2 separate regions of the Homo sapiens genome follow, and region 1 is linked to region 2. The links are chromatin contacts, found by Hi-C in ENCODE. All regions are on one chromosome and are shown on one strand. Each heading gives the region's core, a stretch centred on a gene start or an enhancer-like site at or near the end of the contact. The rest is flanking DNA. Distances are from core to core; before and after follow the strand shown. Region 1 holds the start of SKOR1-AS1 (SKOR1 antisense RNA 1). Region 2 overlaps MAP2K5 (mitogen-activated protein kinase kinase 5).

What was found. A loop is a pair of places that touch in the nucleus more often than their neighbours do. Pooled maps may share reads with other maps.
Region 1: a map with no recorded cell type shows a loop between it and region 2 (7-fold over the local background). The contact joins the promoter of SKOR1-AS1 here to the enhancer-like site in region 2. A Hi-C loop is called at or near these places in 2 of 168 maps with a recorded cell type or tissue (heart right ventricle and naive thymus-derived CD4-positive, alpha-beta T cell), 1 of 37 single-sample maps with no recorded cell type and 9 of 50 pooled maps.

Annotation. Positions count from the first base shown.
Region 1 is chr15:67,836,467-67,840,671 of GRCh38, forward strand. It overlaps SKOR1-AS1 (SKOR1 antisense RNA 1), which reads right to left and starts at 2,413. Exons shown (of 3, transcript NR_120345.1): 1 at 2,244-2,413; 2 at 624-967. RNU6-1 (RNA, U6 small nuclear 1) reads right to left here and starts at 3,579; the gene lies at 3,473-3,579. RefSeq lists enhancers at 363-893, 3,517-4,205, 3,925-3,974.
Region 2 is chr15:67,759,274-67,763,979 of GRCh38, forward strand. The region is part of intron 19 of MAP2K5 (mitogen-activated protein kinase kinase 5); the gene reads left to right. Among named protein-coding and RNA genes, the nearest start is that of SKOR1, 64 kb to the right of the region's middle. RefSeq lists a silencer at 3,584-3,663 and enhancers at 3,814-3,873, 3,944-3,993. Within about 2 kb of position 2,323, at least 2 of the 41 ENCODE cell types and tissues checked have a DNase peak (open chromatin) inside an H3K27ac peak, as active enhancers do.

The DNA of each region.
Region 1 (4,205 bases), core at 1,163-3,662, 77 kb after region 2:
ATTCTAATTAAGTTAAATGAAACATTAATAGGGAAAATATGCTTTGAAAAAAAAAACCCAGGATTTAAAAAAAGTCTATTTCTCGCCACAATGTTGCCACCTTGCGACAGATTTTAAGCATTACAGCCAACGCCCGAAGGCCCAGACCAGGGTGCCTGGGGTCCCAGGGAGAAAAAGTGGGGCCTGGAAGTTGGAGGAGGCAGTTGAACACAGAATATCCTGTGGGCTGTTCTCCTGGAGTGTTTGGTTTGGCCTGGTCCCCAGCGGTGCCTACAGGAGGTCTGGCTCTGGAGTCCCAGGTCTGGGGTAAGGGACAAGAGTGAACGGAAGCCGGGGCCCCTCTTGGGATCCGCAGTGGGAAGATGATCTCTATCCCCACCTGTTCTGGCAAATCCAGAGTGAGAGACTGAGCAAAGTTGGAGCCGCCGTTGGAGACAGCATCAAGTGGGTTTATTTTTCACCCCCACGGGAGAAAGCAGTAAGTCCCTTCCCATCTCCATTTCCTCTGCAAATCAGGGTAACCTGTGTGCAAAAGCACCACTTAGAAGACCCCTTAACTCCTGGAGCACAGGTGACTCTGTGTTCTAGTGGCACTCGGTTCATGAGGCTAGCAGGGCACTCACCTCCCTTTGTTATTCTTGGTTGTAAGTGTCTGTTGCCCTAAGACTGAAAGTAAGTCCACAGCAGGGGTCACACCTTGCTTTTCCTTGCAATCTTCAACACAGGGCCCAGGGCTCCACAGGCACACAACACATGTGTAGATGAAAGGCTTCCAACTTTGCGGTTCATCTAGGTGCTGAAAATGTCTGAGGGAAGGAATCCCTAGGTGCTTCTGGACAACAGCCACTGATAAGCAATTAAGCTCATTTGCATAAGGTTAATTAAACACAGGTTTACTGCTCAGAAAGAAGATCCTTCATCAATAGGATTCGTTTTGGGAGCAGGTATCAGGTAAGTGATTGTTAACCTAGAAAAGGAAAACTTTGTTCCTGTTCCAACTGTGTCCTAAAGGGGGTATTCCTTCACTCCGTCATACTTTTCCAGGTCACTGGCACACAGGTCCACCCATTCGTAGCTACCCTGCTCTAAAGCCTTGATCCGTTGCAAACATGTGACTCCTGCCTTGAATTCAGAACACCAACAAAAGCAGAACTGGATCTGCATGCTCTTCCCATGAATTCTAAACAGCCTCATCTCCTCTCTCCATCCTCAGATGCTTGGCTAAGAGCACAAACTCTGGAGCCAGATTTACTGAGGTCTCAATGCTGCCCTGTCATTGATGAGTGACATTGGGCAAGTTGTTGAATCTCTCTGTGCCTTAGCTTCCTCATCTATAACATAGGGAGATTAACAGTACCTACTTCATAGAACTGTTTTCTGTTAATATATGTAAAGCACTGAGAACAGCTCCTGGCATACAAGAAGTGCTATTGTATTGGTGTTTGCAAAGATTACAACTCCCTCTGAATTCACTTTCCTGAGACTCAAGCCAGGAATGCTTTTAGAGTCCCAAAATGTACCCCAGTCCATCACCCTCCTCTCCTCCAGGGGCCCAGAAAGGGGGCCCAGAAAGGAGGACAAACCGGTGCTTTTTCAAGCCTGGACTATTGAGCTTTCTGAAGACACATTCATAAGAATCTACAAGCACAGAGGTTGGAAGGGCATCCTGCAACGCCAATGCATGGACTATTGAGTTTCTGGAGACACATTCATAAGAATCTAGAAGCACAGAGGTTGGAAGGGCATCCTGCAACGCCAATGCATTGACTCTATGTGTCCAAAGAGGCGAAGACTTGCCCAAGTTCCCTCAGCAGGTTAGTGCAGAGGAAAGGAAGTCAGCCAGGTCTCTGGATTTTCTGGGGCTAGGAACTGCCTGTCTTTTTCCTAATTTCTGTTCTAATCTTTTCTTTTCTTTTAAGTAGCGACAGGGCTTCACCTTGTTGGCCAGACTGGTCTCGAACCCCTGACCTCGGTATCCTCCCAGCTCAGCCTCCCAAAGTACTAGGATTACAGGCGTGAGCCACTGCGCCCGACCAGTTTCTTTAGAACAATCTCAACAGTCCTTTTTGGGCCAAGTCCTTCACTCTTGGATTCTATTTTACTCCCCATAACACCCCCTTCCACATACGTAGACTAATAATATTCCAGTCTGATGGGTTGTCTGTGCTGAAAGAGAGGGAGCCACATCGACATTGGTCGTTTTCTTATTTGGCATCCCAAGGGAGACATTTAAAACTACTCACCCAATTGCCCAAGTGGCCTCCAAAGAACCAGATATCTCTAGGGGAAGAACAGAAATCCAGCCAACAAAGATTGTCCTCTAACGCCTTACATCGAAGGCCCAGAGCCAAGGAAGAGGCGGAGATGTCCCGCAGTCCCCTATGCTCGGCTGTTACCTGGAAAGGATCATTTCACTTCCACTGAAGAGAAAAGGAATGAGTCCTGAATGGAATGCTGCCCGGCAGCTCCCAGCGCCCGCTGGTAGAGTACCCGCCGCTGTCCCTGGGTGGCTCCGGGGCTTCGAGCCTAACAGTCCTCCTGCGGCGCGCCTGGAGGCTGGGAGCTGTGCGGCCGCTCCCGGCAGATCGACTGAGGTCCCAGTGGCCGCAGGGCCCACGTGCATGCTGAAGCACTAGCAAAGCAGTTGCACCATTTTTCTGTTGGAAAGATATTTCAGAAAACATTGCCTAAGTCATCGCAGGAAATCTGAACGTGGTTGGACTTTGTTTCCTCTTTGTCTTACCACTCGGGACTGTGTTTTTGTAACTCAATTACCTGAGACCTGGGTCCCGATCTTTTCAGGGTCTGTGCCTCTGTAAGTCTTATCAGGCTTTACCTCTCAGTGATTGGTGTAAAATGATGACAGTAAAACAGTAAAACCCACAGGGTGGGGCTGTCAGGAATTTTTTAAACATTATTTTATTTTTCTGCCCCCTCCCCCTTTTCTTTTTTTCTTTTATTATTTATTTATTTGGTCTGGAATATTTCAATGAAATATTGGTGAAGCCCTTGACATATGGTAGATACTCATTAAGTGGTGGCTTTTTTTTTTTTTTTGATTCAAAGGATTCTGTCACTCTTATTGCAAGTTCCTCATACGTTTATCGTTGCACTAGTTCCTGTTATGTTTCGGAGCTGAAATGGATCAACTTTGGCAAGACGAAATTTCCTTAAGTGTAAGGTACTGCAATACTCAGGATTGTGCAGAGGGAAGCAGAGGCAAGATGGGAAAGATCGCAAACTAGGGCCCGAGGGCCAGAGGCAAAATGCACCGCAGAGATGAATCTGCCTAGGCCCCACCTCCTTCTATTCCGTCTCCTAGGACTACTACATTTTATTTGTGTTAAAAGATATCACCTGTAGATGAAAGGTGTTTTCAGTGGTAAACCGTGCACCGGCGTATAAACGTGGTGTAAAAAAAAAACCAAACAGAAAAACAACCTGATGTAAAAACAGAAAAACAACCTGATGTAAAAATATGGAACGCTTCACGAATTTGCGTGTCATCCTTGCGCAGGGGCCATGCTAATCTTCTCTGTATCGTTCCAATTTTAGTATATGTGCTGCCGAAGCGAGCACGGTGTTTCGTCCTTTCCACAAGATATATAAAGCCAAGAAATCGAAATACTTTCAAGTTACGGTAAGCATATGATAGTCCATTTTAAAACATAATTTTAAAACTGCAAACTACCCAAGAAATTATTACTTTCTACGTCACGTATTTTGTACTAATATCTTTGTGTTTACAGTCAAATTAATTCTAATTATCTCTCTAACAGCCTTGTATCGTATATGCAAATATGAAGGAATCATGGGAAATAGGCCCTCTTCCTGCCCGACCTTGGCGCGCGCTCGGCGCGCGGTCACGCTCCGTCACGTGGTGCGTTTTGCCTGCGCGTCTTTCCACTGGGGCCGGGGCGGCGCGGAGGGTTCAGACGCGGGCTCTTACTCAAACGCTGATCCCCGAAACTACCGAGCAGTGTCTGCGCGACGCGAAAGCATTTTTGGAGCGAGGGGCCATGGTGCCCATGGGATTCCCACGGGTGTTGGACTCGGGACCCCGAAAAGGTTGCGAGTCGCTGGTTGGACCCTTCCCTGCGCGGGGACCCGAGAGACGTGACCCTAGCGAGGCCTGGGGCCACCCACTGTGGGCTGGAAGGGGCCGACAGGGGTTGCGGCGGGGGATCGTGGGGAGGGTTGGCCAG
Region 2 (4,706 bases), core at 1,073-3,572:
TTAGGCCAGGCACGGTGGCTCATGCCTGTAATCCTAGCATTTTGGGAGACCAAGGAAGGCAGATCACTTGAGCTCAGGAGTTCGAGACCAGACCTGGCAACATGGTGAGACCCGATCTCTACAAAAAAAAACAAAAATTAGCCAAGCATGGTGGCACGTGCCTGTAGTCCCAGCTACTCAGGAGGCTGAGGTGGGAGGATCTCTTGAACCTGGGAGGTGGAGGTTCCGGTGAGCCAAGATCACGCTACTGCACTCTAGCCTGGATGACAGAGCGAGACTGTGTCTCAAAAAAAAAAAAGAAAAGAAAAGAAAAAATGGGATTAACCAACTTCAGAGGAAATAATATCCACTCATCTTTTACCTTAGAGACTTTACCATGACTCTGGCTTCTGAAGTTAGCAAGAAGTAAAAGGAACACCATCCCACTCCTATTCCCAGCATCCCAAGGATGGCCTGTTCCTGTCACAGCACATAACTGCGGGTGGTTAAAGGGAGACAGGACCTGCAGACCCACAGTGTCTGACTATAGTGATTAACTCCAACCACTCCCACAAACAGGTTTTTGTGATGTGGGATTTCATGGTGCATGCAGCTTGTATTAGTTAATGACTGAGGCATTAGAAACTCAGTAAGTTAATACAAGCATATGCACACAATGGTCCTGTCCTTTCGGCGATATTGTCAACTAGACCTGTGTTTCAAAGTGTTGGGAATATATAGTTGAGATCCTGAAAACTGATATTCCTCTTTTATGTAAGGCAATCTTTAGAAATCTAATACCTTCTTTGAAAAGTCCAGTGTGTTTAAATTAATTCAGTTTGGCTGGTTTGAAAATTGAAAATAGGTTAGCATTAAGGCCAGGATTCCTTTAGTAATTACTTTTTCTATTGGTAATAACTGTTTCTTTAGAAATGACATTAACATTCTACCAAAACACAGCAGTAATCCAAAAGTTAATGTTCTGTTCACTTATAATTATATTTAATTCATATTTATGAGTTGTCAGAAGGGAGGAGTAAGAAAGAAGTGAATACAAAATGTTACAGAAGAAACAAGTTATAAGAAAATTTTTTCCTCATAGTCTGAAGGATGTACAAAGTCACTTGAAGTAAAAAAAAGTTTTTTTAAACACACAATTATATAAAATTAGATTTTATTAACTATTGCTGAAAAAAATCTATATTTTTATTATTTCCAAGTGGCACTGAGTGAATTCAGCCAATAGACCTTATCCATTTCTTCTTTTTTACTAACCAAAATATTAACATAAACATCCCCATAATTTTGATTTAGTAAGTCAATTAGATTTGTGGGGATTTTTTAACCAGGAAAAATTCTGCATCTTTAGGCAGTCATTGAACAAGTAGCTTTGTGTTATTTCCTTTGAATTGTCCATGAAGCCTGATGTATTATTAATGAATTAATTTCTTGGTGGTGGAGGCCTGTGAATAGCGGTCTGTGAATGGGCAGTTGCCTGGTGGGGCCAGTTTTGGCTGCTGTCATTTAACATGTGTTGCTGTATTGTGAAGTCTTACCCAGCCATAGGACAATGCTCATTTAATCCACCATGATGGGACCTACACACCCTGAGCCCAAGTTGGATGCCAGGGTCAGTTACCCAGCAGCTTGGGCTGGGGGCACTGCTCTGCTTCACTGCCGAGTTGCTGTAATCGTTTTGCCGGCTGTTAATTTTCTCTAAACCAGGGAAAATGTGTATGTGAGCAGTACAAATGTTCTCAAAAGAGATTCCAAACTGGTCGGCTGGGGTGTTGCCTCCATTCCAGAATGGAGGCAGCATTCCAGGGAGTGTAAGTTCCTTCCTTCCTCCTGGAAATGGAAGCGTCTGGGCCCACGAGATCCCTGATGTTTTGAGGTCCAGAGTAGCAGATGGCATTATGATTTTCCAAATCCTGATGAACATTCTAACTGAACTTGTTCATTTCACAGTATGTGGTTCTATTTTTTCATTTCCTCTTCTTCCCTCCCTCCCTCTTTCCCTTTGTTCCCCTCATAGTAACTAGTTTTAAACTGGTGTAGTGTCTCCTTAAACCAGCTTTAAATTCCCTTCTGTCTGTCTATTTTATGAAACCAACTATAGCACAGTTTCACGTATAATTCTCAGCCTTTGAATTGCAGCTGAAGCAGCCTTTGAATTTGTTTAAAAATGTGTAAGCAAATAAAGCCAACACTCATACACGCAGCCACTGGTAGTTCTGTTTCCCCCCTTATCTGTAGCTGGCAGTGCAGGTGGCAAATGGCAGTAATTATTTTAACTAACAGTCGAGTGAACATTCAGGAGGACATACAGTGTGGTGATGTGGACTTTGGATTTACAGTGAGTTCTCAGAGTCTGACTTGATAGTGTTATGGCTTGTTGGTTTTTCAGGACACGGACCTGCCAGGTTCCTGTACTTCAACAGTGTGTGGATGTGGTTCAGATGTTTCAATCTTAACTCTTTATCTATGAAAAGATCAATTTTTTTTCATTTAGGCACCTATTAAGGGTTTTTTTCTCTCCTAGATTTTTCTGTTTTGTTTTTAATATAATTTATGATCTACCTTTAAGAGTGCTTTTAATCAGCACTTCTGTAGAACCAGCTGAAATGCCAGTGTGTATATTAACATTATAATTTAGGTACTGGATCAAACATGTATAGCTGGACTTTTCCTGAGGAAAAAAGTTGACCTGACCAGTGTATGAAATTCAAACACTGTATAGGAACAAGGTAAAAGCACAGGTAGGAATTGCTGAATAATTACCTTTAGACCAGCCTGAGCAGGAGACTTCCCACGAGGGTGAGCTCATTTAATGGTTCCTAAAACTCAATCTTGTGGATGTCAGTGGTCATGCTTGATTATTTGCAGCAGTGTTTTATGAAAAGCAGTAGAAATGCATTGGGAGGCTGCAGAGAAAGAGGACAATAACGGGTTTTACTTTTGTAAATGAAATCCCTTCGGTATGAGACAAGTATGTTTTTTGCTGCTCTGCCTAAGCCACTGAAAAGGGAGATGTATGTGGATGTTAGTGTGTGAGTATGTGTGTACTGTTCATGTAGGCACATCTAAAAACTGCTGTGCACTATGGCTGATGACCAACAAGAGACCTAAAATAAAAAGAGAAAAAAGATGCTCATTGGCTTTGGAAAGGAAGCAATTATAAATACAGTTTAAAAGATTAACCTATTTTCCATTTCTCCACTCACCTATTTTCAAGAAATGTAATAAAACACCAAGCTCTTTACCATATGTTTACAACATTTCTAAGTAAATATAAGTCTTTTAAATGACAGACAAAAAAAAAAAAAAAAACAAGCAGACTAAATGAAGAATCCATTTTGACATTAATGACAAAGATCATTTCTATTCTCTTTTATCCCAATACTGAAGAACTTCCAAAACACTTTTAGGAGAAAAAGAAAATAGGAAAAAAAATCTCTATAATCTCAAACTTCAGTTACCCAGAGACAGATTCCTTTAGACCTGTTTGTTTATATTTTGTTTTTTATAAGCCATCTGGTAGTGATGTTCACTTGGCTAACAGCTGGTTCTCCTTGATTAAAGGGTTTATGGGTAGGATGGGCCTTTCAGTGGCAAAAATTCAGGCCTTTACCCCGTGGTTCCAGGCCCATCTGAGACAAGTTAAATGAGCTGCTACTGTCAGCCCAGACCCAGTGGACAGAACGTCACACCAAAATGCCCACACATGTAATTTGTCACGCCTGGCAGCCCAGAGCATGGGGTGAGCCAGTGTGGAAATTGAATCATCTTTCACTTTCTCTGCTCAAGACTTGATGTGGAGTAGGATGAGTAAAAGGCGGGCTTTCTGTTCTGCAGCTGAGCGGAGTTAGAGGCTTTCTTCTCTGGTATGTCATCTGCCAGCCTTCCTAAGTTCAAAGCCTCGCTTTCACCCTGATGTTTTCCCTTGTAACACACCGAGAAGTAGGTCAGTTCTATCTGCATCATGAAATCAAAAATAAACTTAGAGTCCAAATGCTGATTGTTCCTTCATGGAGTGGCCACATTTTAAAATAAACTCAATGTTTTAACAAGCATTGATTGAATTTGTACAAATCTGCTATGTAGTTATGGCTACTCACACTCTAAACGAGACTCATTCTCGGACCAGGAGCACCTATTCATCTCTTTCCCACCTTTCTCCTTCTGATAACATGTGACTGCTTTTTTCTCCCCTGTCTACATTCTGTTACAGCAGATATGTACATTGAGGACCTTTAAAATATTAAAATATAGCTGATTTCCCAGAATCTCACATTAGTTTGCACCTTGGACAGGTTGTTTTTGGTTTGAAGATTAGCTTCTATGGAGATCCTTGGAGGTGAGGGTCCAGTTTTTTTTCATTTTTTTGTTTTTTAGATTTTTTTTTTTAAACAAACTCGATTTTCTCCCCAAGCAAGTACAGATTTGCCCTATGGGTTCTGCCAGTTGTGTCATAAAGATGCTACTCTAAGGCAGTGAACAGTGGAGGATCAGAAACCAATTTAGGGTCTGACAGGCAACACGCTATCCTGCTGGGCATGAAGCCCCTAGAATTACAAATGACCTTTGATCCCAGCACTGAGGATAGAATGCAGTGATCCAATAGAGCTTTGCCAATTAGTATGAATCCCAGTGCCTAAGAGTAGACATTGTTGGGCCAGGGCAAAGGAACGTCAGACATGAATTAAAAGATTTACTTTTAAATTATA